2 separate regions of the Homo sapiens genome follow, and region 2 is linked to region 1. Evidence: read pairs that join two places in POLR2A ChIA-PET (ENCODE). Cell type or tissue: B cell. All regions are shown on one strand.

Region 1 (2,500 bases):
GAGAAGGAACCATTTATTTAGTCAAATTATTTTACAACATGGTCTTCTTTGACAGTTGTCAGCTTAACACTTAATATAGTTAAAAAAGTCAACAATTACCTGCAAAATTATATATATTTTAATGTCTAAAAATATGTTGCTTATATAGAGCAGGAAAATCCCTCCTCTCCACAAGGGAAAGTTTCGTTGTTTTTCCCAGAGCTGTGATTATTGCAGTACTGTTACACGCATTTCCAAAGCATTAAAGATCTAAATGGATTATCTTTTCCCTGCTTGTGTATGCCTGTTAAATAACTGTACCAGTGCTTTGCTTTCTCATAAGTCAGTGACTTAAACAGCCCTGTTTCCTTTTCAGCTATAGGCATATTATGCTTTTTAAAAACCAGCTATAAAAACATACAGACAGCCCAAATGTACAGATTGAAAAAAGATGTACAAATTACATTAAAAAAAATAACAGCGATTGATTCGATAGTAAAACTGCTTTTGTGACCGAGGTCAACTCGTTTATTTATTCTTAATTTTTAATTATTTATTTTTAATACTGTGAGATATAGGAAAATAACTCTGCATAATTTATACAGTAAGTTGCCTTCTGATTGGTTGGCCCTGGTCTGATGGTCTGACAAGCGCACAGCACTTGCGAATCTGCTTGAGTTTAGAAATCCCTACAACTTTTCCAAGTTCTGGGACCACTGTCATCATTTAAAAAAAAAAAAAAATTAGTAATTTAATTCCCCGTCTTTCAGGAATGTATGTATTTGCATTAAAATTTCTTAGTTCATATCTTGACTATTTCTAGAGAGAGTGGTCAGCTGAGTGCATACTGTCCACTGAGAGGGATTCTGCAATGCCCTTGGCGTCTTAAACACACAAACCTTCTTTCCATCAAATTCCAGTTGGGTGAAAACTTCACTGGCCTTACAATCAATGTTCCAGTTGCCATCCACTGAATTTGGTCCTCCTAAAATTAGATTATAAGCTTCCCACCTCTATTTGTCACTAAATCTCAAACCAGAACATGACGGGTTAAGTCCATGATTCTGTGTCATACTGAACCCCGTGTATTGACAAGAAACTGCTTTGGTCATAAAAACATAAAGAAAACGTACAGCTTCTTTCTCAGAACCATGACTTAACCATTCCAGTAATCTTAATATGCAACTCACAAGATGCTAGGAGACTGAGAATTCAAACTGGCATACTGGCCCATGGAATTATTCATCTCTTTGTTCAGGTAGAGGAAGCAAAAGTTACCAACATTAAAAAAAATGTTTTTAAAGAACAAATACAAAGGTTCTATCCAACAAGAAAGAACATCCAGTTTTGTCTTCCCTTCAAGGCCACATATGTCCTGTTGAGTCCAAAGCATCCAGTAAGTGTGCAGGATGGGCTTCAGCTAGAAGGCCACTGATGAGTAAGCTTCTAGTAGTAGCTGCCTAAGTGTGAAGGCACGTGGGTGTTAGGATGGCGGGGGACGTTGGGGTTGGGGTAGATTCCCCCCGTGGGGGAGGTCCAGTATTGTGATGCGGCTCCAAAGAAGCTGGAGGAAGTGACAGGCATGGAGGATGGATGGGGAGGGACAAAGTTCACCTTCTGCTGGTGGGCATGGTAGGAAGGCATGTAGGAGATGTCAGAAGGGTACTTGTACATGGACGACTCGGTCGGATGTGGCTGCAGAGCCTGGGCAATGCCGTGGAAGTCAAATTTGTAAGCATATCTTTTGCCGTGCACTTTGGTCATAATGTTTTTATCATAGTAATAACGGAGGGCCCGGCTCAGCTTGTCGTAATTCATGTTGGGCTTGCTTTTCCGCTCGCCCCAGCGCCTGGCCACCTCATCGGGGTCCGTCATTTTGAACTCCCCGTTGGTCCCCTCCCAGGTGATACAGCTGGCGTTGGCGCTGTCGGAGAGCAGCTCCAGGAGGAATTGCCACAGCTGGATCTGCCCGCTTCCTGCACGCCGTGAGGCAAACGGGAGAGAACAGAACACCTCAGCCCAGAGAAGGCAGAACCCAGTTCCCTAAATGCAGGGAGCTTCTCATCCTTTTAAAGAAACCTTTTGTTTCCTTCGACATTGGGATCGACTTGACAAGCCCTTCTTATGTCATTGTTGATTTGCCTTTCTGCTTGCCTTGGAGATGGGTATAATAAGCGAGGTTAGATCCTAAGATGCTTTGCCCCAAGGCCTGGTAAATGGAATGTGGGAAGTGAGGTGCAAACTCTGCCCAGAACTAGCTGTGTGATCTTGGGTGAGCCATATCCCCCCTCAATCCCTTTGGCAAGGCTTTTGAATCTCTTCATCTAGAAAGGCCTGAATCACTGACTGATCTCTAATTAGTGGTCATGTCCCCCAGGGAATTCCCTGTCAGCAATAAAAAGTCAGGGGCAAGGCATGACTGTGGGAGTCATTGGGAGAAGCTGCGCCATGAGCTTTAGCTTTTGGATGGACAGGACCTGGATTGGCCCTTGGCAGGCCCAGAGCTTGGCTTGCAGCTCTA
Region 2 (2,500 bases), 410 kb after region 1:
GTTCAGGATTGGTACTTTGTAAAGATAAGACACTTAGAAGATAGATACAATTAAAATAAGACAAGAAACAAGGCAGAAATTAGAGGTGACATATTCATTTGGACGGCCATCAACCACAATCTACTCAGCTGTATTCCTAATTAGTACTTAGGCATCTTAGTTTCTATCCAGCTTCTAAGCCTAATTACTTCCTCGACCATTATTTATTACCTGGTGTGGTAAGACTGATGCAATTATTCCCATTTCATAGTAAACATGAATAAACCAGAGGGAAGCTAAGTAATTTCCTGAAGGCACCCAATGTCTGTTATGGAGTTAGGGTGGAATTCAGACAGGCTTTGAGTAATTTTAAAATAAAATACCTTTAGCAGAGTGAAGCTGGGTTTGCCTAATAACCTCTATTAAGTCGTGAGCACAGGGCCATGTGTGAAAGTGGCTTACTGCATGTTGAATGTTAAGTGAGCGAGCACACTCCACATGGCTAGGGTAACTATTTTATAACTCACCATTCAAAGCGGAACACCTCTGATTGTGAAAGAGAGCACTATAATAAATATTCTGGAGCAACATGTATAAACAAGACTGTCATGGAAATTTCAAGACATATGATCACACTATCTAAAGCAGATCACTCCAGTGAGCCATCTGAGGTTCTTGGAATAGCAGAGCCACTCTCTGCAAGCAGTCTGCAATTTGACCCTGGAACTTGCAGCCCAGGCTTTCTTGAAGATTCTTGGTTTAGAATCATGGAAATGACATCATCCTGAATCAACTGATCATATCCTCTTTTGTGCCACATTCAGTGGGTACCATGTGCTAAAGAGAGAATTTCATGTAATTACAGTTGATTACATAAATGGTTCTTGTCACCTTAGTCTACATAACTGAAGTCAGAGTTTCTTGAAAGTAGCATAGAGAATCATAAAAATTATTTAGTGAATCTCTAGAATATGGTATTTCTTTCTTTGGGTAAAAATGCCTGTTTCTTTCTCTTTTAACAAGTTTTTGAAGAAACTGGTTTTAAGTTTCTGAATCAAACACAGATTTTTCTTAAACTATTTGCATCTTTAATTTCCTCTTTTAGGTCTCCTGTGAAAGCTCATTTGGTGGTTTTGTAATACTTCAGTAAATTTAGCTCCTGGTATGTGATTTAAAGAGAACTATTGAACACTGTATTGTGATATAGTGGAAACAATACAGGACTAAAAAGAATAGTGTTTTGTGTTTTGATCCAAGTTTACCATTAAGTTGCTCTTGACTTGAAATGAGTTATTCAAGCTTTCTAGGTCTCAGTATTTCTCTCTCTCTCTCTCTCTCTGTCTCTGTTTCTGTCTCCCCACCTCCACATATACAGTAGTCATGCATCACTTAAAAACAGGAATACATTTGGCTGGGCACAGTGGCTCATGTCTGTAATCCCAGCACTTTGGGAGGCCGAGGTGAGCAGATCACCTGAGGTCAGGAGTTCGAGACCAGTCTGACCAATGTGGAGAAACCCTGTCTCTACTAAAAATACAAAATTAGCTGGGGGTGGTGGCGCATGCCTGTAATTGCAGCTACTTGGGAGGCTGAGGCAGGAGAATCGCTTGAATCCGGGAGGTGGAGGTTGCAGTGAGCTGAGATCGCAACACTGCAGTCCAGCCTGGGCAACAAGAGCAAAACTCTGTCTCAAAAAAAAAAAAAAAAAAAAAAAAAAAAAAAAAAAAAAACCACCACCACCACCAACAAAAAAACAGGGATACATTCTGAAAAATGTGTCATTAGGCAATATTATAGTATGCAAACATCCTAGAGTGTACTTACACAACTCTAGGTGGTACAGCCTACTACACACCTAAACTATATGGTATAGCCTATGGCTCCTAGGGTACAGACATGTACAGCATGTGACTGTACTGAATACTGTAGGCAATTGTAACACAATGGAAAGTATTTGTGTATCTAAACAGAGAAAAGGTACAGTAAAAATACAGTATTATCATCTTATGGGAGCACTGCGGTTGGTCATTGACTGAAATGTTATGTGCAAATGATTATATATACACATAGATATATACAATACATAATAAATAGATATACAATATTATATATATATATATATATATATATATATATTTCTGTACCACACAAGCTGTGTCCATTCATCAGTTGATGAACCTTTGAGTTGTTTCCACTTTTTGGTTATTATGAACAGAGCTGCTGTCAACATTCTTTTACAAGTTTTTGTGTGGACATATGTTTTCGTTTCTTTTAGGTATCTACCTCCATGGAATTGCTGGGTCATTTGGTAACTATGTTTAAACTTCTAAGGAACTTCTAGACTTTTCAAAGCAGCTGTACCATCTTATATTCTCACTAGGATGTATCAGGGTCCTAATTTTCTCATATCCTCCCCAACACTGGTTATTGTCTATATTTTTGATTCCAGTCATCCTTGTGGGTGTTAGGTGGTATCTCGTTTCGATTTTGATTTGCATTTCCCTGATGGTTCCTGTCACTA

Evidence for each region. ChIA-PET counts read pairs that join two places held together with the same protein. Peaks named below come from ENCODE experiments on the same cell type or tissue, not always from the same donor. Only the 100,000 strongest peaks of a DNase experiment are listed, where the experiment ranks them.
Region 2: POLR2A ChIA-PET joins it to region 1 with 6 read pairs; 2 of 35 experiments call an interaction of 5 or more read pairs at or near these places.

What each region holds. Positions count from the first base shown.
Region 1 is chr11:128,809,914-128,812,413 of GRCh38, reverse strand. FLI1 (Fli-1 proto-oncogene, ETS transcription factor) reads right to left here. Exons shown (of 9, transcript NM_002017.5): 9 at 1-1,955. The coding sequence ends at 1,426. Among named protein-coding and RNA genes, the nearest start is that of KCNJ1, 56 kb to the left of the region's middle. In B cell, no CTCF peak of the experiment used is centred here; no DNase peak of the experiment used is centred here.
Region 2 is chr11:128,397,555-128,400,054 of GRCh38, reverse strand. No RefSeq gene overlaps it. Among named protein-coding and RNA genes, the nearest start is that of MIR6090, 120 kb to the left of the region's middle. In B cell, no CTCF peak of the experiment used is centred here; DNase peaks (open chromatin) are centred at 944 and 1,074; H3K4me3 peaks cover 566 bases; H3K27ac peaks cover 1,980 bases.